Linked DNA regions of Homo sapiens: region 1 is linked to region 2. Evidence: read pairs that join two places in POLR2A ChIA-PET (ENCODE). Cell type or tissue: CD4-positive, alpha-beta T cell. All regions are shown on one strand. Links, peaks and the distances in the headings refer to the core of each region. The heading gives the core; the rest is flanking DNA. Region 1 overlaps ERN1 (endoplasmic reticulum to nucleus signaling 1). Region 2 overlaps CEP95 (centrosomal protein 95).

Region 1 (15,518 bases), core at 6,534-11,533, 450 kb before region 2:
AGCTGGGATTACAGGCATGTTGCCACTACACCCAGCTAATTTTCCACATCTATTTTGACAAGCTCCCAGGTCCCTGAGCTCTGTAAACATCCACTCCTTTACTTGACACCATGTGCAGAGGCCCCTCAAGGTCTCCTGTCCAGGGTGCTTCCCAGGGGTGACACAAACCTTTTCTGAAAAGATTTACACAAATATGGAGAGTTATATATTCTTTGAAATGCTAAGAAAGAATTGTCCTGGCTTGGAATACAGAGCCAGAGCTGGCTAGACTGAGTAAAATGACAGTGCTTTGTAGAGCCCCATGGGAGGGAGCCAGGACATTGATGCTGAAGGGATGCAACCTTGGTGCCAAGCTCAAGCTTCGAGGGAAAGGAGAAGTCGCCATTACAGGGGCAACACAAGAGTTTGAGGTGGAAAAGAGTTTTGATGTTTTCTTCAGTAAATAATTCACTATTGAAAAACAAGAAAAATTGAGACTTTTGGTTTTAAAGAGGAAGTTAAGATAGGTGCCAGGAAAAGAAACTCAAAGGAATCCAAATGTTTCAACTGCATTTCATCATAAAACTGATTCTTCTGAGTCTACAGCTGACATCTGACGAGCTCTTTTGGTTAATGCTTGTTTCAGTATACTTTATTTTTAGAACATTCTGTGTTTTTGAAATTGTTCTATAGATACCTGCTTTTATAGAAATGCCTCTACTGCATGGTCACCTTTTTCTCCAAGAAAGAAAAGATTTCTCTCTAGCTTTAATAAGCAGAGCTTTGCATACTAAATAACTTGGATTTTCCCATCATCCCAACATTCAAACCAAGCCTCAGAGGAGGAAAAATGCTTCAGAGAGGCTGCAATGACTGGGTTTTGCCATGTGTTTCTGAGAATCAGAAAGGCACTGCAGATCTTCTAGTCTTCTGGAGTCCTGTGGTCTCTGCTGAGCACTGCCACTGGTGCCCTGATTCAAGGCCCAAGCTTGGGAAACATTGTTTCTGGAGCTGCTAAACCACAACCCAGAAAGGAGCACAAGGGAGTGATGAAGGGCATCCTCTTTTTTTTTTTTTTTGAGACGGAGTCTCACTCTCACCCAGGCTGAAGTGCAGTGGCGTGATCTCGGCTCACTGCAAGCTCCGCCTCCCGGGTTGATGCCATTCTCCTGCCTCAGCCTCCCAAGTAGCTGGGACTACAGGCGCCCGCCACTGCGCCTGGCTAATTTTTTGTATTTTTTAGTAGAGACGGGGTTTCACCGTGTTAGCCAGGATGGTCTCGATCTCCTGACCTTGTGATCCGCCCGCCTCGGCCTCCCAAAGTGCTGGGATTACAGGCCCGGCTGGGCATCCTCTTTAAGAACCAACTCCAACACTAGAAGACTCAGCCCTGGACATATTCCTTCACTTCTCCAGGCTGTTTCCACACCTCTAAAACGGGGATATCACCCACAGGGCTGCTGAGAGATTCCAATGAGATAACTTATACAACTCACTCACCCCAGTTTCTGGCAAACAAATTGCTTAAGAAATGGGGACTACAGAGCTGTGGAGAGAAACCAACGGAGAGCAGTGTTGAAGGTGAAATACACACAGCTCTATACAAACTTGCCCTCCTCCCCTCTGTTTTGGTCACAGGCATTCACAAAATAATTTTAAAACACCCAAGTTAAAGTCCACAATCCACTTACAGCCTAGATCAGTGGTTCTCATCCTTGGTTGCCCATGAGAATTACTTGGAAGCTTTAAAAACTTCCTACTGATGCATAATACGCAAACAGAAAAGCACTCATCATCACACAGCTCAGTCAAGTTTCACAAAGTGAACATACCCACGTAACCGGCATCCAGGTGAAGAAACAGAAGCCCCCCTCCTCTCTTGCCCCCCTTTCTAGCCATAACTCTCCAGGGGTAACTATTATCCTAACTTCAAAACAGCAGAGACTCGTTTTTCCTGTTTTTGGCTTTACATAAGTGAATGGCAGCGTGTGGCCTTTTTTGTCTGTCATGTTTTGCTCAACATCACGCTTGTGAGTCATCCGCGGCGTGTGTCGTCATAGACTGTTGGTCCTCATCACCGTGCATGCCGCTTCCAGAGTTTATTTTTCCACTCCACTGTGGATGTTATTTGGCCACCCTCTGCTTATTATAAATGGTGCTGCTGTACATTTGGGCACATGTCCATTGGTGAACAAAAGTGCATTTCTTCTTTTTTTTTTTTTTGAGATGGAGTCTCGCTCTGTTGCCCAGGCTGGAGTGTAGTGGCGTGATCTCAGCTCACTGCAAGCTCCACCTCCCGGGTTCACGCCATTTTCCTGCCTCAGCCTCCCAAGTAGCTGGGACTATAGGCGCCCGCCACCGCACCTGGCTAATTTTTTGTATTTTTAGTAGAGACGGGGTTTCACCATGGTCTCGATCTCCTGACCTCGTGATCCGCCCACCTTGGCCTCCCAAAGTGCTGGGATTACAGGCATGAGCCACCGCACCCAGCCACAAATGTGCATTTCTGTTGGGTCTGTAACCTAGGAGGGCATTACTGGGTCCTAAGGACTTTAGCACTTACTGCCAACAGTTTTCCAAATCACTTGTGCCACCCTGCACTTCCGCCAGCAGTAGGTGAGAGTCCTGGTTGCTCCACATCACCAACATGTTTTCTTTTTCTACTTTCCTTGTTTTGGCCATTCTGGTGAGTAGCAGTATGGCACTGTGGCTTTAATTTGCATTTCCAAATGACTAATAAAATGGAACATCTTTTCATATGTTTATGACCATTTGGATATTCTCTTCTGTTATTCTTCCATTGGGCTGTCTTTTTTTAACGTACCATAGGATTTCTTCATATATTCTGAATATGAACTTTTGTTGGATGTGTATACTACAAATACTTTGTGGCCTCTTAATGAGGAAAAGTTCTTAATTTTAATATAATCAATATATTGATTTTTTCCTAAATTTATAGTGTTCTTTAATATCCTACTTAATAAATCTCTACTTACTCTAAGATCATGAAGATGGTTCCATTACTTTTTTTCTTAAAGCTTTATTATTTTGCATTTCACATTTAGATGTGTGATCTATCTGGAACTGATTTTATATGTGTTGTAGGGGGGTAGGAGTCAATACTTTTATTCCTATATGGATATCCCAATTGACCTACACCACTTATTGCAAAAACACTGTAAGCTGGGTGGTGGTGGCTCACGTCTGTAATCCCAGCACTTTGGGAGGCTGAGGTGGGTGGATCGCTTGAGCCCAGAAGTTGGAGACCAGCCTAGGCAATATGATGAAACCCCATTTCTACCAAAAATACAAAAAATTAGCTGGGCGTGGAGATGTACACCTGTGGTCCCAGCTACTCAGGAGGCTGAGGTGGGAGGCTGGCTTGAGCCTGTGAGACGGAGGTTGTAGTGAGCCAAGATTGTGCCACTGCATTCCAACCTGGGTGACAAAGTGAGACCCTGTCTCAAAAGAAAAGAGAAAAGACAAGACAGGACACTGCAGTGTCACCTTTGTCACATATCAGATGACCATATGTGTGGGCCTGTTTCTAAATTCTCTTATCTGGGGAGCTTTTAAAAAGTCCTGATGACTTAGATCAATTAAATCGGGACCTTCTGGGATTGGGCCCTATGTTCTAGGTCCTAATGCTGTTTTTTCGAATTCCAGGTTATTACAATGTATAATTAAGGCTGAAAACCACTGGTTTAGATTCTCAAATGGAAATGAGGGTAGAATATCACATGACTCCCTTAAGGAGTCATCGGAAGGTGGGGCAGGTGGAGACAGCATTTCAAACTATATCCCTCCCTCCTAAGGTGAGGGTCACCAGTTAGAGCAAACCCTGTTCTTAACATTATATCCTCCAGTGTATGGGCTGGGCCATGAGAACCTGCTGGTCTGCATCCGTGTTTCTGAACTCTGGCACCACATTTAAAAGCTCATTTAGGAAGCTCTCTGAAAAGACTGATGCCCAGGCTCCTCTCTAGACCACCTGAATCAGAATCCCCAGGGGTTGTTTTTAAAAGCTCCAGGTGGGAGACACAGTAAGACACTGTGCAGACACACTTAAGGACCGCTGGTCTAGAACCCCTGGAGTACAAAAAGCAGCTAAATATACTCACCGTCAGGCCTTCATTATTCTTGCTTCCAAGCGTATACAGGCTGCCATCATTAGGATCTGGGAGAAAGGCAGGCCTAGAGATTAAATAATAAATATCAAAGATAAATTACAGCCCAGGGCATGGAACAACATACCAAAGCCACGCAAACCCATGATGGAGGAATAGAGAGTGGAGGGTGGTTGTGTGTAGGTGTATAAGTGAGTATATAAGACAATTCCACCCACTACTCTCTCTCACTTCAACCACAGATAAATAAAATACCCCTATGGTGGTATACACTATCCTTGAGTGGAGAAAAGCGGCCTGAAAGGAAAAATCATACAAAACCATAGAAGACAAATTATCATTTGGTCAAAGCACTCTGGATGAAGGCAAAATATGTGAAAAGGACCCAGTAAGTCCACTTTTCAATTTCTACATCAATTGTATATAGAACTCCAGCCATTAATATTTGATAGGATGGCATGGTACATAAACAGGTAGAACAAATCTGCTTTTAGTTTTCAAGAGATATTTTTTGTTTAACTGGAGGCAATAAAAGCAGACTCTAACAGCTTGACATCAGAGAGAACCCGCCAAGGGGACAGATCAAGGTCCCTCCGTCAGTAGCTTCCCTTGAAGCAGATGTGAAGTGGTCTTTTGTCAAGTTAATCTGCTAAAGACTAAACTATAACTACAGTCCCTCAGAAACCCTTGGCTGAATCGTTCCTTAGGTTGTGCCATCATTTAAGGCTCTTACCAGTGCTATCCAGCTTTTACCCCAACACACACTCTGTAGTAGCAGGTCACATTCACCTTTTTTCTCCATGATATGACACAGCAAAGAGGAAGAGGTCCAGTCCCCCTGAGGACTTTGGAAGTTTAAGTTCAAAGCTCAACTTGAGTTTCATCTCAAATAAGCCTTTTTAAAACCACTACCCTTCTCCCTCAGGAAACTGACCACCTCCTCCTCAACACAAGCTTTCATCATAGCACCTGTAAGACTTTATATGTCACTCACTGTTATTCCTCAAACTTACACATATATGCACTCCCAGCAACTGGCCTCATAAACACTGATTGAATGAAGAAGACTGAATTAAAGGGAAGTACTGAGCGAATCAGAAAACTTACTCTTCCACATGTGTTGGGACCTGCAGGACTGGATCTGTGCAAAAGAACAACAAAGCCATCATCAGAAACATCCCAAAATGTCAAGATTCCCAGAGGCTTCCCAGGACCAGGCCAAGTTGTACCGGTAATAACTTTCTCCCTCCTGTTAACCTACATGGGCTAGTGCACGTGAAGGTTATATGCATTTTTGTATCACCGTGCATATCTTTTAGAAAACATATCCACAATGATGCAAATGTAAGCTCTTGGATAGTTACTGAGGCTGGATAGAGAACTGAGACCAGAACAGAACTGCTTTCAAGAAACTTGCATATAACTTGGGGGATGGATGCAGAACGAAGAACCAGTCACCACACACCGTGGACAAGGGGTCAGAGCATCACTATCTGACACCTCAAAGACTTCTAAAACCTTAATCATTACCTTGTCCGATGCCTGGAGTAGCTCTACATATTCCCATTAGGAAAAGTAAAATGGGTTTAAGAACTAACTTTGATTGGCCAGTAAATGGACACACCTCTTTGGAGCGGCAATTCTAGAGCCTCCAAGTGTTCATTCCCTTTGGCCCCCCCATTGCATTTTTATAAAATCTAATTTAAAGACAATATAAACTATAGAAAATGGTTTTTGTACAAAGATGTGTACGTAGCAGCATTACAAATGACCTACCCAATAATATGGTTAAGTTATAGAATGTCCACTTGGCAAAAAATTAAGGCTTCTAAGAGGGCTAATAAAATTTTAAGACATATACAAACCTATGCTATTATGTTCAGGAGAAAAGATAACATTGTACATAGAGTATTAATGCAACTATGGGGAAAGGCTTCAATGTACCTAATTAGATGGAAAGATCAAAAATGCTAATTGTAAGTTATCCTTGTTGGAAATGCAACTCCCCCCAACCTTTTCTATATCTTAAAATTTCTGCAAGAGCAGGCATTACTTTTTAAATTGAGAACACGTTTTTTTCTCTAAGTCAATTTTACATTTGCAGCAATTAATGGCAGAATTCTTCCCTCCCTAGATTTTCCTGGGCACAAAGCAAGAGGAAGCTCCTGATTCCAGGGGCAGATGGTGGTGGCAGTGAGAGAGCATGAACACTGGCACAGCAGCACTGTGTAGTGACAGATCCAAAAGTCCGCAGGCAGGAGACTCACAGCGATGAGGTATTTCCAGCAACCAAAACCCCACAGCCATGCTATACACAACTTAATCTCTGGGGGGCAAGAACAGCAAGTATTCTTACATGATTTTGTATGCAGAATTCCAGACTCTGTAGGCTCTGCTTATGGTGACAGACGGCTGTCCAATCCATCCAATTATTGGATGAAGGAAAATCTTTTAAGCCTTATCATATGTTGACTTTGCTTAAAAGCCCAGCTCCTATACAAAGGCATATGGTGTTCACAACAACAGAGGTGTACACACACCATATGCGGTCTGTGGGCAGCAAACAAACAACTCACTAAACCAAAAACACTCTAGGAAACAGGAAGAACTTTCAGTCAGTAAGCACATGTTTATCTTTCCCATTAATCACCTCTCGGTACACTCTCACAAACAGACTGATGCAAGAGACAGGAAATAAAGGCACACCACACTCATCCTACTGAAACAAGCTAGTCAAGGTGCAATAACCCAGTTATTTTAACACCGGCCTGAAGGCATGCAAGCCAAGAAGAGCAAGAATATCATATTCCGAAGAAAACACAGCAGTAAAATGGCATCTTTTTTGTTTGTTTCAGCCACTTAAAGGTATCACAGATAAACACAGATTAAGAGGACATGGCCAAATTCCAGGAATTCACCAGAAACAAGACATGCAGACCAACATGATTTAAATTCCTGTTCATAACCTGATCTTTGCTGTACAGTGTTTGCTCAGTCACACAGACTCGTCTTCAGATGCAGATTTTCCTGGTTTTCTATAGCTTATCCACTGGTCACCTGACACTGAGGCCTCAGGTCCCAAGATATGCCCTGTATCAGGAAGGTTCCAGTTAAGATTCAGGACATTGGCAGGAGACAGGGGAAGATTCCCGGGACAACTACATTGGTGTTTAAGAACTGTGATTTTTTTTTTCTAGGCTTAGGAGAAGATAAACTCCAGTAGGAGGGCCTTATGGTTATCTTAGCATTTCCCATCCACTCAGTAAAATAAGCACCTGGAATAAGCCTCTTCAAAGCTGCAGCCCAGGTAAAGACACAATTATTAAGACAGTTCTGACAGAGGCAGACACACTGCTGCTTGGCTTCTGAAATGTAACAATGACCTAATTCTGTAAATGTTTTTCTTTAAGAATCATCTGAATTCAAGATTTGCTTTAAAATACTACAGAAAATAATTATACGGGGGGCGGGGAGGACAGATAAAACAAGAAGTGGCAGGCTGTTGATAACAGTTAAAGATGAGACACGGGAACACTGGAGTGTTATTTTACTACTCTCTGTACATATGGTTAAATTTTTTCATATTAAAAAAGGTTAAAGAGAAAATTATCTTTGGAAAGTCAGCAAAAATAAAAAGAGCATTATCTGAAAATGTGCACTAAAAGAGTAACATGAAAAAGTGGTTTTGATTTAATAATGAGAACTGATATCAGGTAAGATTCTTGCTTTAAAAAAAAAAGTTTTCAGCCATGTGAAAAGAAACACTGTCCTACCTGTAGGGATGTAAACAAATACTGCTGTAAAATAAGCCACTATCTATATGGGGCCCGATAAGAATAAAAGCCAATGTCACCAAGTTGTTTTACTTTCAGAAAAAAAAAGTTGTGGGGGAGTTACTTCACAAATATAAAAAGTGGCTGTTATGTAAGGTAAAGGTAAGGTTATCTGGTAAAGGTAGAGGGAAAATATAGCTGAAATCAAGGTTTGGTCTCCCAGGATTAACACGGGAAAGAAACAAACCTGCTCACTGATCCCCTGGGAGCAGCCACTGGCCTCAACTCCACTCCCCGGCCCCCATCGTGTGTCCAGCTGAGGCCTGGAATGGCACAAGTTTTACACCTGCAGGAACTGACATCCTGGGTGAGGTCACAAGATGCTCATTGCTAGGCTAATCTAAATCACTTCTTTAAGCTCAAATAACAAAACAGACGTCCACATCTTTCCTTTGTCCAAGTTCATAAGGGTAAAGTTTTAAACATTTCTGTCCCCAAAAGCAGTGAATTTTTGTCCCCACTCCCTCCTCCACACAGGGAGGAACATTGCCAGCTTCTCCCTTCAGCCTTTCTTCTCACTCAGAGAGCACATGCCTCTCTATAACTTCCACCCTAACCACAGTGGGGTTCTAGGCTCCCCTCTCCCGGGTCCTTTCTCTGGATCAACTGGACACGCCCACTACTTCCCACCAACGCCTCAGCCTCTGCTTGCCCAAGTCACGCCCTCTGTCTTTTGCCTGAGACTGGCTTCTACTCCTGACTACCGTATTTTATTAACAGTACCACCATTCTCCTAGAAGAAAGCCATGACTCAAACGACACTGTTGATGTCTATTTCTCCCTAACACATGCTATCAGTTGCCAAACTCTGTGGTCTGTTTCGATGCCAACCATAATTCTGTGTCCTGTTCCCATTCCCTTCAACACCATAGGAACCCTTTGTCTCTCAAGCCTTCCCTCCTCTCTTAATCTGTGTGGACTTTGGAATCAGACAAACCAAGGCATAAATCCTGGCTCTGCCAATCACCAGCTGAGTGACCTTGGCAAAGTTACTTAAGCTCGTGGAGCCTCAATTTCCTCATCAGTAAGGAAAAAAAAAATAGAGATAACATCAACCTCATGGGGCATCTCTATGTGGATTAAATGTTTGTCAAGACTATAAGTCAATGCCTTGACACTGAGAAGAGTGATCCTTTTAAAGGCATAAATCAGATTAAGCTTCTCTGTGACTCAAAATCCTTTGGTGGTTCCCCATCTCACTCAGTGAAGGCCAGTGTTTACACAGTGGTTCATAAATCCCAAGCAGTCCCTCCCTTTCAACCTGTCACCCTTTAACAATCTCCCACTATTTCCCACACACTCCATTCCAGCCATGCCGGCCTCCAAGTATTCAACAAGCACTGCCAGGCCTGCCCATGCCTCAGGACCTTTGCACTGGCTGTTCCTCTGCCTAGGTCTTTGATCAACTGTTGCCACCTCAGAGCGGTCTTCCATGATCACCTCCTACTGCCCAGGATTTCCAACCCTTCTTCCCTGCTTAATTTTTCTCCATGTCACTTACCACCTCTGTAGTTCTGTATATTTTATTGCTTACTTAATGCCCAACTCTGGCCACGGAGGGTTGGGATTTATTTTTTGTTGTCTGCATCTTCCCAAGGATCTAAAACAATACCTGACACACAGGTGGTAACCAACGTATTTGCTGAATGGAGTAATTAAGTGTCATTTCCTGTCTTAGTCTGTTTGTGTTCCTATAAAGGAATACCTGAGGCTGGGTAATTTATAAAGAAAAGAGGTTTATTTGGCTCACGTTTCTGCAGGCTGTACAAGAAGCATGGCATTAGCATTTGCCTCTGATGAGGGCTTCTGGCTGCTTCCACTAGTGGCAGAAGGCAAAGGGGAACCGGAGTGTACAGAGCTCACAGGGCGAGAGAAGCAGCGAGAGGGGAGAAGGTGCCAGGCTCTTTTTAAGAACCATCTCTCACAGGAATTAATAGGGTGAGGATTCACTCACTACAATGAGGACAGCGCCAAGCCATTCATGAGGGATCCACCCCCAAGACCCAAACACTTCCCATTAGGCTCCACCTCCATCACTGGGAATCAAATTTCAACATGAGGTTTGGAGGGTCAAATATTCAAACTAGCGCAGTTTCTTTCCTACTTCCACTCTTGGCCAGCCTGGAAATCCATTGTTGATCACTTTTAATAATCCAGCAGATAAGCTCTACTCACCCTGAACCCAGGATCTGCATAGCAGTCCCTGTTCCTCCACCCAGCCTTCTGAGCACAGCTGTAGAAAACACTGCGATCATTAGTGGAGATACCATGATACGTGGTATCTCCATGGTGTGGCCAGCTAGGCCCCTGCCACTAGGAGATCCTGGCTGGCTTCTGTTCTCACCCCTGTAGCTGATATTTCAAACTACTCCTTGCCTCAAGGTCCCTGTCTCTCCACAAATGACTCTGCCTTCTGTGTCATAGGGGATATTAAGGGAGACTGAGTGAGCTTGCTGAAACTTCCTACCCTTTGTCTTCTACATTTGCCCAGCTCCACCCTTCCCTTCACATCTCTATAAAGGGACAATGCTTTTGTCTTCACACTCATAGATTTTTCACACTCACATCTAGATCCTGTCTCCAAGGATCTTCAACTCCTCCTTTGCCTATAAACACAAAAACCTCTTGGCTCTGCCTGCTCTTCTGCACACTCTCCTTTTCCTCCAAAGTGCAACCATTTTAAGTTTACAGTTCAATCAATCTTGAAAAACACACACCCATGTAACTATCTTCACCATCAAGATACAGAACATTTCCATCACCCTAAAACATTTTTTCACATCCCTTTGGATTCAGTATTTCCAAATCTTGCTCCAGATAAGTACCAGTTCATTTTGTTTGTTCTAAAATTTCACAAATGACCACGTCATAGATACTCATTTGTGCCTGGCCTCTTTATCTCACATAATGTCTTGGAAATTCATCCATATTGTTGTATGTATCATAGTTCGCTCTTTTTTATTACCAAATAGTATTCTACTATAAGAATTTACCACAATCTGTTTACCTATTTACCTGCTGAGGGACATTTGAGTTGTTTTTATTTTCTTGGCTGGTGTGAATAAAGCTTCTGTGAACATTTGTGTACGAGTGTTTATTTGGACCTATTTTCATTTCTTTTTTTTTCTTTTCTTTCCTTTTTTTTTTTTTTTTTTTTTTTTTTTGAGATGGAGTCTCGCTCTGTCGCCCAGGCTGGAGTGCAGTGGCACAATCTCAGCAACCTGCAACCTCCACCTCCTGAGTTCAAGTGACTCTCCTGCCTCAGCCTACCGAGTAGCTGGGACTACAGGCGTGTGCCACCACACCCAGCTAATTTTTGTATTTGTAGTAGAGATGGGGTTTCACCTATTGGTCAGGCTGGTCTTGAATTCCTGACCTCGTGATTCACCCGCCGTGGCCTCCCAAAGTGCTGGGATTATAGGTGTGTGCCCAGCCTATTTTCATTTCTTAAAACAAGGAGGGGGACTGGCTGCATCATATTGTTTACCTCTGACAAAAAATTGACAAACAGTTTGCAAAACTGGTAGTACTGTTTTATATTTCCACCAGCAATGTATTAGAGATTCCTATGGAATTTTTAGAATGTTGATTCCTAGGTTCTTCCCCCAGGAAGCTGGCTTTGTAGGTAGAGACAAGGAATTTGCCTTTATAACCCAAGCTGGGTGATTGAGCCATGTGGGGAAACTACACTGCTCCGAATCCTCTGTTCCACCTTCCTGCCTTCTTACCTTCCTCCACTCACTGCCCTCCGGCCCCTACCCTCAGAATAAGATCAGAACTGCCACTGTCAAGTTCCCGTGATCAAAACCAACACTTGCAAATCCTCCGCATGGCATCTGAGGATGTTCTCCCTTGGACTCCTGACCCAGTCCCACTTGCAACTGCTATGGGTGTCTCAGCCCAAGGCCATACCCCCAGGACCTGCTCCTCAGTTCACATTCCCCAGATTGGCTAGTGGGTCCCACTTCCACCCAGTCACACAACCTAGAAACTCAGGAAGTCCCCAAACCAGTCCCTTTTAAGTGTACCTCTAGCAGTGACTGTAAATGTTTTGGGTTGGCCCTTTTGAAAAGTATTTAAGGGAGAGGGACAGGGATTACCCCGCATTGATAATTATTGAAGCTGGGTGCTGGGTACATGGTTTCATGATACTACTCTTCTTACTTTGGGGTATGTATAAAGTTTTTATAAAATGAAAAGTTAAAAAAAAAGCTAAAAACAGAAGCTATTTAAGGCAAACATCTGCAATAGGTTGGAGAGAATGGCCTGTTCCTCCTGCTCTCACCTGTGGCATAATTCTGAAGAGCCTGCTCTTCCAGTTGCACAGGGCACAGAGAGACTGAAGGGAAACCCAAGTTAAGAGCATGAAGGACCCTGTCAGGACCATCCCAGGCTTCCCTAAATGCAGGGCTGGCAAAATTCGTGAGGGCCTGGGGAAAACATGGGGTGATAAGTCAGCTGAACAGAAAAATGTCTTTGATGCAATCAACCAAAATTTAAATAATTGTTTCAAACCAGACTTCGAGATTGACGGCCTCTCTCTGGAGGTAGCTCTGGGCAGACTTCCTTCCATGTAGGAAGAAGTAAGATCCCTTTGATTACAGAAGCCACAAGAACAGGTTGCTCACTTAACTGGAGCTCAAGGAGCCTTGCAAGATCCTTCTCTTATCTTTCCCAGATGAGCACGGATATTTCTGGAACACCCTGCTTTTGCTTTTCCGTTGGACTCTAGATGACCTCTGGCTTTACTGCCCTCCTCCACCTTGTTCTTTCTGACCCCATCTGACCACCCTTCTGACCCCCATAACGCAGCAATGGAAATCAGCTCTCTCTTCTGCACAACTAAGATATTACCACACAGTTAGAAAGTCCCCAAACCAGTCCCTTCTAAGTGTAACCCTAGCAGTGATTTTAAATGTTCTGGGTTGGTATTCAAAATACCTTTTGAAAGGTATTTAAGGACCCAAAGAGCAGAGATGAAGTCTCAAATGCTTTATAGTCTGTGTAATCCTCTACACACATGCACCCCCATTCCCCGCCGAGGAGGAAGAGGACTGACAACCCTGCTACTAGTAACTTTCTGTTGAGATGCGCCAAACACATCTCAGAAACAACTGTCAGATATCTGCTTCAGCTGGGTTCTCTGTTAAGTGCCATGCAGGATAAAGAAGGGAGCTTATGGTTTGAGTTACGAAGCTAATACACATGAACCACACATAACGAACTGCTAGAACATGGGGCATGCACCACAGGCTTTCCTAGGTGGGGACCGGAATACTCGGAGCAGAAAACCCTCATAAAGGCAGCCGGCCCCAAGCACAGGGATGACAAGACAACATGAGTGAAAAAATGTCACTGTGTTCACGGGACAGAGGACGCAGGCTCAGTAAGTGTGACATGTTCCTCCTGAGGAACAACACAAATGAAGCTGGACTGCAGGCAGTGACACCATGGGGAAGAAAGCCTTGAAAACTTTGTGATGTGGAATGTTGGTCACTAGAGTCCAACTGGAAGCCTCTGAGAAAAAGAGGAATGTGGGCCGGGCGCAGTGGCTCACGCCTGTAATCCCAGCACTTTGGGAGGCCAAGGTGGGTGGATCATGAGGTCAGGAGATCGAAACCATCCTGGCTAACATGGTGAAACCTTCTCTCTACTAAAAATACAAAAAATTAGCCGGGCATGGTGGCAGGCACGTGTAGTCCCAGCTACTCAGGAGGCTGAGGCAGGAGAATGGCGTGAACCTGGGAGGCAGAGCTTGCAGTGAGCCGAGATCGTGCCACTGCACCCCAGCCTGGGCAAAAGAGTGAGAATCCATCTCAAAAAAAAAAAAAAAAAAAAAAAAAAAGAGGAACGTGACACAGGGTGAGCATCCCAAATCCGAAAATCCAAAATCTGAAATGTTCCAAAATCTGAAGCCTGAGCGCCAACGTGATGTGCAAAGGAAATGCTCACTGGAACATTTTGGGTTTCAGATTTTCAGATTTGAGATGTTCAACTGGTAAATATAATGCAAATATTCCAAACCTAAAAAAATCCAAAATCAGAAACACTTCAGGTCCCAAGCATTTCGGGTAAGGGATATTCAACCTGTACAAGTCCTCTGAAGGCAAGTTAGACAGGCGGGCATTGAGGCACAAAATGAAGGGAAAAAGGGAGAAGGAATCACAAAGGTGCTGCAACAGATAGACCCGAGCCGGGGTGGAGGGGAGTCAGAAACAGACAGGAGGGAAAAGAGTGTCAGCAAAACTGAGCCCTGTCTAGATAAATGCAGTGGGAGAAAGGAACGATTTAAAGGTGACATGGAGATTTTAACCCTGGCTGACAGGTAACAGTGAAACTAGAAAGGCATAGTCTGAATGAGGTAAACAACTGCTATTTTCTCAAGAATGTGCTTAAGGTTCTAATACTGTTTTCTTATTAAAAAAAAAAATTACTGGCAGAAACAAAGCCATTCACCCTTCCTTAACTCAAACCTTCAGTCTCCCAAATATGTTTCATACATTCGAGTGGCCCAATTAGGGAGTACTTCTCCCCAGTGGCAGCTCATTCCTTCCCTCCAGAGAAAAAGCACTTCATTAACCTAAGCCATAAACTCCCATTAAAGCTGTTAGGTCCAAATTTTAAGACAGAAAGTCTCAAACATTCTTTACAGTTCAGCTTTCATGAGGAAAGCATTTTTTTTTAAAGACATCTAATCAAAAGCTCCTCAATTTCTAATCTCAGCAGAACTGGAAAAGGATGTAATAAGTTTTCTTTGGAGGTAACCTCCATAAGTCACGAAGTGTCACACTTGGCAAAGACGATCACATAGAAATGACCAAGTAATCCGGAAAACTGCCCATACTAAAAGCAGCTGAAGTCTACTGCGTTCTCATTTATCTCTACTTTGGCAGAAGTAACTCAGGCCAAAAAACACACTGAACGTTATAATCAATCATGAAGGCACTGAAGACAATTCAACACTACAGCCTGTGTCCAAATGCCTCTCAGGATGTCATAACTTCACAGAATTCATTCCTGAGTGATGGAGTGCCATCAAACCAGACACTCAAAAGTGAACAAAGGGACAGGTAACTAAGTCACAGACAAAATAAGGCACTTTATCCATGTACTTCAACAATCACAACCATATTCCAACACACACCAACCAATGCTGCAAAGACGACCCATCGGAGCTGAGATCCACGCTACTACGTGTGTGGCAGCTGCTAAGAGGAGCCATCCGAAATGAGAAATGCATTACTTTGAAGCAAGTCCCAAAAATAAGGGAAGAAAGTGAGTGGGGGTGCAGGTGAACAAGGCTAGATACAAACCAGTCCCTGTTGAAGCTGAGTGATGAGTACATGGGGGTTCTTTACATAATACTTCTACATTTGGATATGTTTTAAACCGTCTATGTTTAAAAGTAAAATACAAAAAAAGAAAGAACCAACACATTTCCAAGATGCTCAAAAGTAAAAACAGGTTTCTCTCACAGCCCCTTTCATAAAACTTAATTTTCAATCCTTCACAACAATGAAGAGGAAATAAACACCTTTCTTATACTTAAGCAGTGAGGGTAAAAAGGTAGATGATGCAT
Region 2 (15,518 bases), core at 7,294-12,293:
TTTTTAGTAGAGACGGGGTTTTGCCATGTTGGCCAGGCTGGTCTCAAACTCCTGGCCTCACCTGCCTGCCTCTGCTTCCCAGATTGCTGAGATTATAGGCATGAATCACCATACCCAGCCTACTAAAGGGTATTTAATTTTACTTTAATAGAAAAAGATAATGAAGTGAAATTAAAGATATCATTAAACATTAAATAAATGGCCGGGTGCGGTGGCTCACACCTGTAATCCCAGCACTTTGAGAGGCTGAGGTGGGTGGATCACGAGGTCAGGAGTTCAAGACCAGCCTGGCCAAGATGGTGAAACCCTGTCTCTACTGAAAATACAAAAATTAGCCAGGCGCGGTGGCAGGTGCCTGTAATCCCAGCTACTCTGGAGGCTGAGTCAGGAGAATTGCTTGAACCCAGGAGGTGGAGGTTGCAGTGACCCAAGACTGCACCACTGCACTCCAGCCTGGGTGACAGTAAGACCCCATCTCAAAAAACAAAAAAACAAACAAACATTAAATGTTTCTTCATCACAAGAAGTATTTTCTAAAAGATTATCTCTAAGACCAAGAAATAAATTTAGCCGGACACGGTAGCTCATGCCTGTAATCCCAGCACTTTGAGAGGCTGAGGCGGGTGGATCACTCGAGGTCAGGAGTTCGAGACCAGCCTGGCCAACATGCGAAACACCGTCTTTACTAAAAATACACAAAAAAATTAGCCAGGTGTTGTGGCATATACCTGTAATCCCAGCTACTAGGGAGGCTGAGGCAGGAGAATCGCTTGAACCTGGGAGGCGGATCAAGCCATTGCACTCCAGCCTAGGCAACAGAGGAAAACTGTCTCAAAAAAAAAAGGAAATTTAAAATGTTAAGGGTTTATATTCATATTTTGAGAGGTGTTGTCTTTGTTTTAACTGTTTCAATTTTGGACAGCCTTTATTGACATTGATACAAAAGATAGCCACTTGAATACTTTGTACTAGTGATAATTTTTTTGTTGCTCAGGTATAGTGGTAATCCCTGAAATTTCATATTTAGAGAACACCTGGCCTGTGTTTTTATTTGAATGGCATCCTGAGCCACATTTGTTCTCTGAGCACAAGTTTCTAGACATTGCTCCAGTCCTTTGGTGCACTGGGTGTCAATAGGGTCTTTTGACAAATGCACTTCAAAACACGGAGATTGAAGGCACGTAGCTTTGTGCCACAGTTCCTCCCTTCCTCACTCCCAGAAAGTTCATGTTTCTTATTTGTAGCTTTTTCAAATCAACTTTTTTTCTGTTTTTAATAGGATCTAGATGATGGACTTTTCTTAATTTCCAAGTTGCCTAAAGGCAGCAAATGGGAAGTATATCCAGCTCAGGTCCAAGGGCCTAGGACAAGGAAGCCTCCCAAAGGAAAAAGGTAACATTACTGCAGACTTCAGTGTTTACAGTCTGTTTACAAAGGAATTTGAAAATGCAGGGGCATGATCTCCAAATTTAGCTGTGAAGACCAGAATGAAGTATTTGTTAAAGTACGTATTACAGTTATTTTAAACTAAATAATAGACACCTAGCTATTTTACTGTCAAATGGTCACTTTTATTACAGAAATGAAAACAGAGCTACAGCCTCATCCTGCAATTCACCTTTCCCCCAGAGGCCAAGAAAGAGATTAACAGAACAAGAATTACATGATGTATCAGAAAAACTCTCTCAGCGGCTTTCTGAACTAGATTGGGCAAGTCTTGTTTTTTCATCTATATTGAGATTCCCATGGGTTAAGTGAGCATTTAAGTAATCTCTCAATTGAAAGTGAGGTATTAGAAAATTAGTTGTGTCTTATTAATAGTTACTGTGAAAATGTTCCGTAAGTCAAGCAGGTAGAACAGGAAGTGATCTCTCAGCGTTTCATGATCTAACTAAATTTGGTGCAGATTTATCCAAATTTTATTGAATTCTGATGAAAACTAAATCATTTAACATAAACGATTATGTTAAGCCATTTTTCTTTAGATATGTCTTTATAGTTCCCCTTTGCCGCTAAAGACAGATCTGGTATAAAATTGGATGGATCACTGATTCTCACAAAATACAATATTACAGTTTTAAGGTATCATTGAATGAATGTTTTAAATCCCTACGTGACTTTTTCTAAAGTTTATTGAAACTTAGTGATCCATAGCACTGATATACACCTTTTTAAAACTAAACATGTATGCCAGGTGTGGTGGCTCACAACTGTAATTCCAACACTTTGAGAGGCTGAGGCAGGTGGATCACTTAAGCCCAGGAGTTTGAGACCAGCCTGGGCAACATGGCAAAACCCCATCTCTACAAAAAATAAAAGATTAGCCAGGCTTGGTGGCATATGCCTGTAATCCCAGCTACTCAAGTGGTTGAGATGGGAGGATCACTGGAACCCAGTAGGCAGAGGTTACAGTGAGCCCAGCTAGCACCACTGCACTCCAGCCTGGGTGACAGAGTGAGATCCTGTCTCAAAATAAAAGTAAATAATTAAACATGCATAAGCGTCTGAAAACTTGTTATTAGTGACTGTCAAAGGAAGCTTTTTTAAAGGTCTGCCTACTCCTACGAATTTACATTCTGCTGAAATCAGTGAAAGATGTTGAAAAGAATTTTCTCAATAGATGTTAAAAAGTGCTCTGGGTGATCGGATTAAAGAAAAGACTGACCATAAAGAAGAAAATACTGGAAATGAGGAGGTAGAGGATGGAACTGAGGAGACACTGTCTCAGCACAGTGATGGCATCGTGGAGTATGGGCCAAAGAAGTCAAGGCCAGGTACTTACCCCAGAGAGACTGAGAAGGGGGACATCCATGTGAACTACTTAGGCAGTTCCATCTGTTCTTAATAACTTATATTCTAATTTTAAATAGTTGAGAAATATATAAAAGGATCAAAAGTAATATCAAACACCTGGATCTTCCCCATCTAGAAGTAGCAAGTGTTAACAATTATATTTGCTTTAGCCCCTTTGTGTTTAAGAAATAAAACAGTAGAAACCCCCTCTGCTCTCCCCACAGATCTCTTTTCCCCACCCTCAGTGCAACCACTGTCTTAAAGTTGGCATCTTTTCTTCTGATCCTTGTTTTTATACTTTAAGAGCTCATGCATTACTTGTCTAAACATAGTATTGTTTTATGTTGTTTAAAAATTTACATACTGTATATATTATTCTGCAACTTGCGTTTTTTTCTGACATTGTCTTAGAAATCTATTTATGTTGATCCTTACAGATCCAGCTCATTCATTTTAACTGCAGTGTAACTGAGTTCTTACAGTGTGTCACTTTTGTGTGGGTATATGTATAGCAGTATCCATTTCCCCTACTGCTGGACATGACTGAGTTCTTGCAGTGTGCCACTTAATGTGTGTGTGTGTGTGTGTATATATATATATATATATATACACACACACACACACGCGTGTAGCACTATCTATTTCCCCTATTGCTGGACATGTTGTTTCCAGTTTTCATTACTATAAAAATTCTGCAATGAACAGCCTAGAATATGTGTAAGAGTTTCTGTGATATCTCCATCTAGTAGGATTGCTGGATCATAAGGCCTACATTTCTTCACCACTGCCAACTTGCCCACCAAAGTGATTGCACTGCTTTATACTCGTATCAGCAGTTTCTGGTTTGCCGTGTCTTTGCAGATACTTCTACTGTTTGATATGCCATTGTTCAAATCCAATTATCCTGTCTTCCACCAACTAAAATCCTGCATATTTTACATTTAGTTTTATCTACTTTGGTCATCCATTGTTTCTTCAGAAATAGTCTTTTTCTGATCCAACTTCCTTAACTTTTTCAGTTGTTTTTTACTCCTTCAAGAATGCTCTTTCCTTCTCTTGATTATTTCCTCTCTCTTCCCTTTAAAAGGACTCAGCTAATTTCTAGGCACCCTCATCCAGGAACCTCTTCCTTTCCCTTTTTATGTACATACACATGGTATCCTATTGTGAAAACAGGTTATAAATTAAAATATTATTTCAAGTGCGTCTTCAGTTTCTAGAGAAAAATACATCATGAGCAGCTATCATTTAAAATAGATTATGCAAGTCAGTTTTTAAAAATACATCTTAGAATTTGAAATGTGAAAGACTTGAATTAAAAGCATGTGAAAAAAATAATAAGCTCGGAAAATTTATTTATAAAGGTACCAAACTAGCTTCCTTGGTCTTAAGGCTATGTTGAAGTGCTTTTCCCACTGGAGTCACCCTCTTCACAACTAGCAGATCCCCAGACACACCTATAGACAATGGGATAAAAAGGTTTGTAGAAGGAAATGGTTTATTAGATCTCTTTGGCAGTGTGCAATTAGGAGGGCTAGATTGCTAAGTAGGGAAAAATTGAGACCACTTAGACAATGCTTAACACATTAACTTTGCCTATAAGCATATATAATAAGATAGATATGTATGCTTACATCCCACCTTCTCAGGACCCAGATAGGTAAAAGGATAGCAGATGCGTGGCTCAGATAATTTACCTTTTCTCTCTTTGCATCTCCCCCTATCACCAAGAGCACTCTCCATAGTCCTTTGTGCATAGGAGGCATTCCACATGTTGAATATCCAAAGTTGAATGTAGAAGCTAAGTATTTGAGACAGTACACATTTGTATGCATTTGTCTGTTTACTTGGTGTTACCATACCAATTCAAGTTAGTTACAGGAGAGAGTCCCTTTAGCACATTCACTCATCAGTCTCTTTGGATTTAGTGAAAACCAACTTTGGTTTCCAGCATAACATTCTGGCTATCAGGAACTAATGTTATATGTCTTTTCTCTGTTGCAGGACTTTCCATGCGTAGAAAGCCACCCTACAGATCCCATTCGCTCTCTCCATCTCCAGTTAACAAACACAAACAGTTCCACTTGGAGAGAAAAAGGCAGCGCAAGCCAAGAGAAACAGATGTCCGCCAATTCCAAGCACAGGTTCTTCCCCATCTCTTGACTACCATTAAGCAGCAGCCAGTACCATTTCCCCTCAGCCAGATGCTACCATGAACATGCTGTTGATTTAGGCTTAAAATACATTTAATATTCTTGAGCGGAGTGGATGATAGAGAGCTATGTGACATAGCTTATGTCTTTGTTAGCATAAAATTATACTCATGAAACTCTTAAAAAAAATAACCTGGCTGGACATAGCTTGGTGTTCCAGTAGATTAAGAAAGAGGAGATCAGTGTGAGTTGTTATTTTCAGAGTGAGCTTCAGAGATGAAGGGAATTTGAGGTGGATTAAACGTGAAAGGCCACTTGAGTTACAGAGAAGATGAGATCAAGTACCCAAGACAGGAATGAGAGGAGGTGGTTGGGATTCAACAACAGGGAGATTGGTATGATTACCTAGGAAGACTTTCCACTGTGGAATGTGGATTTTGAAATGTAGCATGGATTTAGAACACTTATTTGCAGTAGTAGGTTTTATAATGCGGTAGGATTTATAATGGTGAAAAACTAAAACCAATTCAGACATCTTACACTCATTTGTAACTCAGCATGTAACTTCCACTCAGGAGAGTATCAAAATGATTGCAAAAACTTGAGAACAGAAAAAACGCATGATGTAAAATTTCATTTTATGTCCCAATTATATATGTTAAAGTAATGTAGAGATTTGTGAGGCAGGTGCAGTGGCCCTGCACTTTGGGAGGGTGAGACAGGTGGATCACCTGAGGTCGGGAGTTCGAGACCAGCCTGGCCAACATGTTGAAACCCCATCTCTACTAAAAATACAAAAATTAGCCAGGCATGGCAGTGCACACCTGTAGTCCCAGCTACTCAGGAGGCTGAGGCAGGAGAATCACTTGAACTCGGGAAGTGGAGGTTGCAGTGAGCTGAGTTTGTGCCACTGCCTCCAGCCTGGGCGAGAGTGCGACTGTCTCAAAAAACAAAACAAGAAAACCATACATTTGTGATATAGAGTCTGAAAGGAATTTTTTTAAAAAGTGAATGAGCTTGATATTTTAGGGGTGGCAGGTATCCTAGGTGAATTTTTTTCCTCTTTTGTATTTTTTTTTTTTTTTTCTCAAGGTGGAGATTCACTCTTGCCGCCCAGGCTGGAGTGCAATGGCATAATCTTGGCTTACCTCAACCTCCGTTTCCCGGGTTCAAGCGATTCTCCTGCCTCAGCCTCCCGAATAGCTGGGATTACAGGCATGTGCCACCACGCCCAGCTAATTTTGTATTTTTAGTAGAGATGGGGTTTCTCCATGTTGGTCAGGCTGGTCTTGAACTCCTGACCTCAGGTGATCCACCTGTCTCATCCTCACCGCACGCGGCTAAGAGCTTGGATGCTCGGTTGAGGCACCATTGGAATTGAAACTCAGGATCTCCTGTTTACTAGACAGGTGCTTTAACCAGCTAAGCCATGGTGCTGCCCGTTGTGTATGTTTTTAATAACTGTAATATATGACCTTTTCCCCTTTAGGCGTTTACTGAAGCATTTGAAAGGGAACTAAGAAGACATAAAGTTCAAGAGAATATTGGACCTCTAAGAATACATGAGAAGGAGGAGGAAACAGTGGGTAAAAGTCTCCACTGTAATAAATGCCATTTGATCAGATGAGTGGGAAGTACAAAGATGATCTTTTTAAAAGAAGAAGGGGCCAACAGGGCCTTAATCATGAGCTCTTTAGGAAAAGGCAGGATTTCATGTCATGATACAGGACTTGCTTATTAATAAGGCATTCAGGTTGCTAAAATATGACGAGACATGGTTCCAAAGAAAAGTAGTGTTTTTCCGCTACTTAAAACTTCCCATCAGTTTTTAAGGGTTTATTTGACTTAGCAGTTCACCAGGGGCTTAAAAACTACTCTAGGCTGACAAAATTAAAGAAGAGTAAGAGAAGACAGAACATCCTAGTTGGCTATAGACCTGGTTGTAAGAAACCCAAAACAGAAGTTTTCATTGCCTTTCAAAAGAATGGTTACAGAAACTAAGTGAAATCATGGGGAAAATGCTTATGCTAAAATATTCATGAACAAAACAGGATATAAAGTACAGTATGGTTACAACTAAGCATACTGCATAGTTGCCTGAGAATTTTTTAAATCTACATGGAAAAAGAGAAGTACATTGAAACATTAATGGTTAAAAAAAAGATTAATAGTGGTTGTATTTAGGGTGTGGGACTATGGTGACTGAAACTTGAAAAAGATTCAGTGCTTTTTCAAATTCCAAGGGATGCCAGAGGCCAAAAGGTGCATTTAACTTAGAGTAAATGAATATTAACCAGATTTTACAAATTTGAAGTAAGGTGGTTTGGCTTACTGTTAGCTAAAAAACTAAAAAACTACCGTTAGCTGTTTTTGTCAGTATGTAATATTTAAGATGATGTATGAAAGAACTGTTAGACCTTTTATTTTTATTCTGTTTTATATCTGCTTCTAAGGAAAAAATATACAGAGGAGAAGCTGTTCGTAAAGGAACTCCAGAATGTAGTCAGCCCTGGAAGATTTACTCTAGAAAAACCACAACGCAGAGTCTAAGAGGTGGCCTCCCAAAGCCAAATAAAGCAGTTCCAAGTAAGAACCACAGAATTGTACTTTATGGAAAACTGGCAACCTTTGAAAGCATGTGCAACATTCCAAGGACACAGCACTGAAAGCTAACATCCACCAGTTAGCCGAAGAAAGTTTTTTTTTTTTCCCAATCACTGCCATGTGGCTGGTTTTCCGTAGAGGGCTAAAACTCTTCAATAAGGAAGTACTTCAGGGAGGCCTATATATTGGCACCCAAGGAATGCCAGGACTGCCACCTGCTGCTCCAGCGTTAGCCTCACTCGTGTGCTTACTCACTTTGACTGCCTTTTTGTCTATTTCTGGGAGGTTGGTAGAATGAAAGGGATGCTCCAAGGCAAGCAGATGGCCTGTCCACCTCCTATATATTGACAGTGCCAATGAGTGTAGAGTCTTGTTACAAGAAACAAAGTCATGAGAAATGCCAGGCTTCCTGTTACACCCAAAGACTGCTGGCCCTCCTACTCTATCCTTTAGACCAGAAACTTTTTCTTCTAAGCACTTGCCTACCGGGAAGGTTGAGGAGTCTTGTTTTACCGTACGTAGAGAATCTACCCACAGGCACTGAAGCGGCTGAGCAATTAGGATGGACTTCCCAGGACCAGCATGGCATCAATCCAGAACTATTGAGCTTATTTTTATCCTTACCAGTAGTTGGCTTACTCCAATCAGAGGAGTAATGCAAATTATTATAAGTACATTTAGAATTGTTCTTTTCAGGATCAAAACCACATCACTTACATAAGCTTTGATCTACCAGGGATGTTGGATGACAGTTCTTGTCCACGTCTCAGATTAAGAACATCTTATTTTACCTTGCAGTGAAAGTAAGTGAACACAGTCTCCTGCCCCTTATGCTGGAGCAGTTTCCGTTTCTTTATGTTTCTGGCCCAACACTAAGCAAAATGTGGAAACAGCAAATTGCACAGGTTGAACAGCTTAAGAAAGAAGCATGTAGAGAAAATCGATCAAAGAAGAAACTCCAAGATGAAGTAAGTTACTGTCAGTCTTAAGCATAGGAATTTAAATGAGAAGAGCTTATCCTTAAGAATTTAGTGAACAGCATTATTAACCTACTTAACTTCATGTCCCCCTTCAAGATAGAAGAAGCCCTAAGAAGGCATGACCTCCTTACTACCCTTGTCAAGAAAGAATATGAACATAACAAGAGACTGGTATGTCAAGAGCAAGTTGGGTATTATAATTCTGAATTTGTTATATTCATTCCCTTTATCTGTGCTAGCTGGGCAACAGTTGCACAGACCCTTAACCTCTTAACACCTGCATGTGGAAGTGTTGCCTAGGTCTTTAACCAAAATTGATAGCCCATGCCTGTAATCCCAGCACTTTGGGAGGCTGAGGTGAGAGGATCACTTGAGACCAGCCTCAGCAACATAGTGGGACCCTGTCATTAAAAATATATATATGGGTGTGGAAAAAATGAGCCTGGCATGGTGGCATTTGCCTGTGGTCCCAGCTACTTGGGAGGCTGAAGTGGGAGGATCACTTGAACGTGGGAGGGCGAGGCTGCAGTGAGCTATGATCTTGCCACTGCACTCCAGCCTGGGTGCCAGAGTGAGACCCTGTCTCAACAACAACAAAACACACAAACCCAAAATGGGCAGGAGGAAGAGCTAGGTACTTTATATACACAGTTTCAGTTAGTCTTCATAGTAATGTATTAGAGATGTTTTCTATGAAATGAAAACCCTGAAGCTTTGAGATACTAAGTAACTTGCCCTGGGTCTCACTGATAAGCAAGGGACACAGCTGAGATTTTAATCCAGTTCTGTCTGTGGACTCCATGGACCCATCTAGGTGCCAAGCAGCTGAACTTAGTGCTGTTTGCCCTCTCCCATCCTTCTCAGGTCCCAAGTAGAGAGCTCCAGGATTTATCAGCCTCCGTTATAATTTTGACTAGGAATTGTGCTTAGAGAATTACGAAGGGAGAGGATGGAGGTCAGAAACAATCTGCCAAAGGGAGAGATTTAAAAATCTTTGCCTGAGTGTGGAGTAGAGATAAGCCATGAGAACTGTAATACTGAACAGTTCCAGGAAGACATCTCAGGAACTGCAGATGGTACTTTCCTGTGGAGGGAAAAAACACTAGTATCTGAAACACCTACATAAGAGGCTTTATGTACATGACCCCATTTTATTTTCACTCCTTTGTCAGATACTGTCTAATTTCCTTAGTTTTTGCCTAAATGCTCCTGGCAGCTCAGGCTCTGCTTGAAAGTCTGGGTGTGCCATTTTCCTACTCCTTGTGAGGTGGCATCTGGGCCAGCCTTGTTAGCAGCTTCCTGGTGGCATGGGGAGTGAGCCCTCAGTTCCACAGGAGTGCCCAGGATCACTGCTGCCCTCTGCTGCAGTGGGGTGTTATTGGAGCTGCTCTTCAGATTGAGGTGATAAAGCTGCCAAAGGCTGAAGGGCTTCTGGGGCCACTGGCCCCCCACACGTGACATACTGCCTGAAGACATCGTGATGGGGAGTGAGGCAGATGAGAACGCTGGAATCTGCATTCCTCTTGTCCTTACCCTTCTCTTCCCTCCCCTTTCCCTTTCTTAGCAAGACTTCAAGGACTGCATTCGTAGGCAAAGGTTGACCCAATCAAAGATAAAAGAAAATCGACAGCAAATCGTTCGTGCTCGAAAATATTATGATGATTATAGAGTTCAGTTGTGTGCAAAAATGATGAGAATGAGGACCCGGGAAGAAATGGTAAGTCTGACTTTTCTGTCCAGCCCTGTTAAGAAGGTGAACTTTGTTATCTTTCAGGACCACCTTCTTTGTTCGTGACTCTTGTCCAAATTTGAATCCAAAATCTAAACTGAAGTCCTATAGTGCTGGCCCTGAGTTCTGCTTGGCCACACTTCATTTTCTTACTCCATTGTGCATTCCCGTCCATTCTCAGTCTCCGTGTCCCTCATCTTAATGTGAAGTCTTACTTCCTCCCTGCCTCCTACACATAACAGGTACTTCTCCAGTAAAACTACTTTAGAGGTTTGGGAACATGTGAGAGACAAATTTAGTGTGATAACATGACCTTGCATTCCACATAAAATCAGGACTAGTGTCCAGCTGTGCTGTGAGGGGTTTTCCACAAGGATGACATTTGCTATGTCATCCTAATCAGGCTGTGAAATGATTAACCTTTTGAGATCCCAAGCTAGCAATAAATTTCATCTGTAAAATATTTTAGTAATTATAGTTTACTAAAGACTTGGACATATTTCTAGAGGAAGGCTTTGAGGAGAGCGTAAGTAACTTGTCTGTAGCTCATGAATGCGTCGCCGTCAGAACCAGTTTTTCTATCCAGAATTTACACTGATGAAGGGAGGACAAGTGCGCATATCCAAGCCCTTTGAGCAGTGTGTTTTCCGGTGGCCTCCCCAAATGATCACTCCCCCTCCTCAGTGATGTACATGTGTAGGTGTGGCATGTTTCTGCTCTTGGCGTTCTTACCCTATGTACATGGCTGCTTGACACTGCTTTTCTGAAGGTTGTAAAGAACCTCTGTGATACATGAAAAGATAATGAACACCTTCGTCATTAGGGAAATACGACTCAGAACCACAGTTAGAGGACGAGTGTTGGCAAGGATGTGGAGAACTTGGGGCTGTAAAATGGTGCAGCTGCTTTGGAAAACAATCTAGCAGTTCCTCAGAAGGTTACCAAAAGGTCATATAGAGTTACCCTATGACCCAGCAATTTCACTCCTAGCTATATAATCACACAAAAAACACAAATGTTCATAGCATTACTTATAATAGCCTAAAAGGGGAAACAACCCAAAGTGTCCATCAGTTAATGAATGGATAAAGAGTGTGCATTCATTCATACAGTAGGATGTTACTTGGCAATAAAAAGGAATGAAGTATTCATACATACTGCAGTATAGATGAACCTTGAAAACATGCGGAGTGAAAGAAACCAAATACGAAAGGCCACGAATTACATGATTCCATTTTTAGGAAGTGTCCAGAATATGCAAATCCATGGAGACAGAAAGTACAGACTGGTGACTGCTAAGGATGGGACAGGGGGAATGAGCACTAGTCAGTATACGGTTTCTTTTTGGGGTGGTAAAAATGTTCTGTAGTGGTGATGGTTGCACAACTGAGTATAATAAAACATACTGAATTATTTATTTTAAAAGGGTAAGGCTGGACTCAGTGGCTCACGCCTGTAATCCCAGCACTTTGGGAAGCTGAGGTGCAAGGATTGCTTGGGACCAGCCTGGGCAACATAGTGAGACGTCATCTCTCCAAAAAATTAAAAATTTAGCCAGGCGTGGTGGCACATGCCTATAGTCCCAGCTATTTGGGTAGCCAAGGTGGGAGAATTGCTTGAGCCTGGGAGGTCAAGGCTGCAGTGAGTTGTGACTGCCCCACTACACTCCAGCCTGGGTGACAGAGCAATAACCTGTCTCAGAAAAAGGAGGTACATTTTATGGTATGTCAAAACATCTGAATAAAACTAGTATTTAAAAAAAAAAAACCTTGGGAAATACAATCAGTATATACCTCTAGTTGGCCAAAATGATATTCCTCAATGACTATTTTTACGATTAAATAACTGACAGATATTTAAGAAACTGTTTGAAGAAGGTTTAAACATTCAAAAGCAAAGATTACGAGACCTAAGAAACTATGCCAAAGAAAAGCGAGATGAACAAAGGAGACGCCACCAGGATGAACTGGACTCCATGGAGAACTACTATAAGGACCAGGTGGGCTCCTGGCACTTGCTTACGCTGTTGTGCTTAGTCCTGACCACTTGCCCTTGTGGCAAAACTTGCTTAGTCTGTTGACAATAAACCTTGTGTTAACTGAAGTTTGCACTCTACAGATTAGAGGACCCCATTTCAAGATTGAAATTTAAGATCAAATAATACCTGACCATAGTACAGTATATTTCCCTATTTCCATTAAAATGATTTTAAGCCTGTGAACATTAAGAAATGTTACATTTGGACTACAAACATTAAATATAATATTTGTTTTTTTTCTTCCTATAAACAGTTTTCATTGCTGGCAGAAGCCATATCACAGGAACATCAAGAACTTAAAGCCAGAGAGAAATCTCAGGCCCAGGTAATAATTAAGATAGAAGCCAAGTCATGCACTGCATGGCAATGTTTCTTTCAGCAAGGGACCTCGTACATTGGTGGTTGGAGCAATAGGCTGTATCATATAGCCCCGGTGTGCAGTGGACTGTACTCTCTAGGTTTGTGTAAGTACACTGACATTTTGCACAACAACAAAATCATTTAATGATGCATTTCTTGGAACATATCTCCATCATTAAGTGACACATGACTAATTTACATTTTTAGGAAGTAGAAAACCAAATGTATTATACCTGTAAAGGGAATGGAGAGAAGACTAATAAGGCAATCCATCTATGACCCAAGACATTTTTATCCTATGATTTTAACTTTAGTTAGGTCTCTGTAAGAGCTGCTGTTGCTAGATTATTGAAAATTTTGGAGGAGTTTGATTAGCTGGAAGATGGAGAGGGAACAATAGATGAGGGCCTGGATAAATGCTGTGAACAGCGGGATGACATGCCTTCTTTTTTCAGACATTACATAAGGTGAAGAGGGAGCTGAGATCTAAGATGGAGAAGGAAATTCAGCAGCTGCAGGACATGATAACACAGAATGATGATGATGTTTTCTTCCGGGAACTGGAAGCTGAGCGCTTCAGATCTCGGCTTCAGCTGGCTTCCTTTCAGTACAGTAAAAGTCCCTCCCTATGAGGCCAGACTTGATAATAGTAGGTGAAGGTTCTGGAGGCCTTTACCAGGACAGAGCTAGAATCGAGCCAGTAAACAGTCTAAGCCAGAAAAATAATTTTCAAATGCTTTACCTGTATTTTCATTCCAGTACTTTTTATGATTTTTTAAATAAAAATTGTTTTCTAAAAGCTTATTGCTTTTGAATTTATGACCTGACACCTGAAAAGGGGAAAATAATCATTAGTCGTATTTGTGCTAAAGCAAGTAACAAGCCTTGTGTGAGCAGCCAGCTCCTGAAGTTTGTTGCTTTAAGTCAACAAAAATAATTAATTAAGAATTAGCACTTGAGGACAAAAAAATACTATATTATTTCTGATTCATGAGAGAAGAAAGGTGGGTGGTTATCAGAGGTGGGCCTCGGAGAACCTTGACAATACCATGTATGTGTAGACTTCATAACATGGCTGGACGATGAGAGACTATGCATTACGGCAGTTGGGTGCAGAGGCTCATGCCTATAATCCCAGCACTTTGGGAGGCTGAGGCGGGTGGATCACTTGAGGTCAGGAGTTCGAAACCAGCTTGGCCAAACCTGGTTTCCCTGGTTTAGTACAGAGATGGTGAAACCCTGTCTGTACTAAAAATACAAAAATTAGCTAGGCATGGTGGCACTCAGCTGAGGCATGAGAATCGCTTGAACTTGGGAGGTGGAGGTTGCAGTGAGCTGAGATTGCACCACTGCACTCCAGCCTGGGCAACAAAAGTGAGACTCTTTCTCAAAAAAATAATAAAAAATGCATTATGGTTTCTGTTGGTTGGCAGAAGATAGATAGATAGATAGATAGCAGTGAGAAGAGATAGATAGATAAAGGGTGGAAAGCCAGGCTGTCATTCAAAGACGCATTAGTGACTTGAGGTGGGAAGGAGGCATGATGATGGGTTTCAAGTGGGCAAGAGTGCACCAGCCTCATATCTGGTATGGAGGAATACGAGGAAAAAAAACCCACTTGGGGGCGGCGTCATCAATGAAAAGGGAAGGCTACACTTCTTTTAAGCTAGAGGAAGCTTCAGAGCAGTTGAGGATATGGGGACTTGGAAGCCAGGGAGTGGCAGAGAGAGGCTTCCATTAGAGCATAGAGAGTGCTGTGCGGATGAGTGTATGTATGATGAGAGGCCAGGAGGCCTGAAGCAGTGAAAACTGACCTAGAGAGAAGACATCTGGATCAACTGCTGTGGTTCCAAGTGCTGAGCTCTTGGAATGGAAACTGGCAGAAGGGTGGGCCACCAGGCAGGCGGGAGCTTCCAGCGGGGAAAGGCTTGATGGACTGGGTGTGTCTGGAGCACAGTAAATGACATACAGACCCCTGTGATGTGTTGTGACAATTCAGCAAGCACAGGTGAATGGAAAGGACAGGAAATGCACAAGATGAGGCTAGATACGCAAGAGCTGGAACATAAGTTCTAAAAAATGTTAAGCAGAAGATAAAGTAGATCTAGATAGCCATAAAATACTGAGTAAAAAAGTTTTAGACTACAAAATACGCAGTTTTATAGAAAAAAACATGGTATGAGTGGGTATTATACATATGATGCAATATAAATATGATACAGAAAAGATCCGGAAGCATGGCAGATGTGACTCTTGAGTGGTAGATTATATAATACCATTAGATCTGTTAACACAAGCCTAACGATGCTTTTATTATGATTTTTTTTTAAATGTAAAATATTTTAGGAAGACTGAAGTTGCTAGTTCTGGTGATTGGTGGGAACTGGTGCTCTTTACCAAGCTAAAAAGTAACCAGGAATAAACAACAAGAGAAAGAATTTATGAGAGAATTGGTCAGGGAAGGAATAGGATTGCTCAGCAAAGGTCAGAAAATAGGAGACAACATATTTTTGAAAAATCAAAAGCAAATAAAGATCACTTCACCAGACTAGCTTAGCAAGCAGAGGACAGTGCGATTCAAGTGCTGTGGATTGTGTGCATCAAGCCAGTCAGCGTGGAGCAGCCCAGGAAAGATTCATCACAGTCATGCATTTGGAAAGTCCTGTGGGGGGTGTTACAGAGTGAGGTGCTTGGTATTAGAACTAAATGCCTCATCTATCATAAGGGACTAACCAGACAATATTTAAAATTAATGAAAAGCCCTGCCTGGCCAACATTAGTGAAACCCCATCTCTACTAAAAATATAAAAATTAGCCGGGCATGGTGGCGCATACCCTGTAATCCCAGCTACTTGGGAGGC

The links. Peaks named below come from ENCODE experiments on the same cell type or tissue, not always from the same donor. Only the 100,000 strongest peaks of a DNase experiment are listed, where the experiment ranks them.
Region 1: POLR2A ChIA-PET joins it to region 2 with 5 read pairs; 1 of 35 experiments calls an interaction of 5 or more read pairs at or near these places.

Annotation. Positions count from the first base shown.
Region 1 is chr17:64,075,562-64,091,079 of GRCh38, forward strand. It overlaps ERN1 (endoplasmic reticulum to nucleus signaling 1), which reads right to left. Exons shown (of 22, transcript NM_001433.5): 3 at 5,214-5,247; 4 at 4,101-4,173. Among named protein-coding and RNA genes, the nearest start is that of ERN1, 47 kb to the right of the region's middle. RefSeq lists an enhancer at 6,797-6,916. In CD4-positive, alpha-beta T cell, for the core only: no CTCF peak of the experiment used is centred there; a DNase peak (open chromatin) is centred at 6,730; H3K4me3 peaks cover 756 bases; H3K27ac peaks cover 4,278 bases.
Region 2 is chr17:64,524,491-64,540,008 of GRCh38, forward strand. It overlaps CEP95 (centrosomal protein 95), which reads left to right. Exons shown (of 20, transcript NM_138363.3): 9 at 1,280-1,392; 10 at 1,581-1,710; 11 at 2,621-2,774; 12 at 4,798-4,937; 13 at 6,436-6,528; 14 at 7,400-7,532; 15 at 8,349-8,518; 16 at 8,627-8,701; 17 at 10,095-10,247; 18 at 12,112-12,258; 19 at 12,551-12,622; 20 at 13,113-13,456. The coding sequence ends at 13,289. Among named protein-coding and RNA genes, the nearest start is that of CEP95, 25 kb to the left of the region's middle. In CD4-positive, alpha-beta T cell, for the core only: no CTCF peak of the experiment used is centred there; a DNase peak (open chromatin) is centred at 9,881.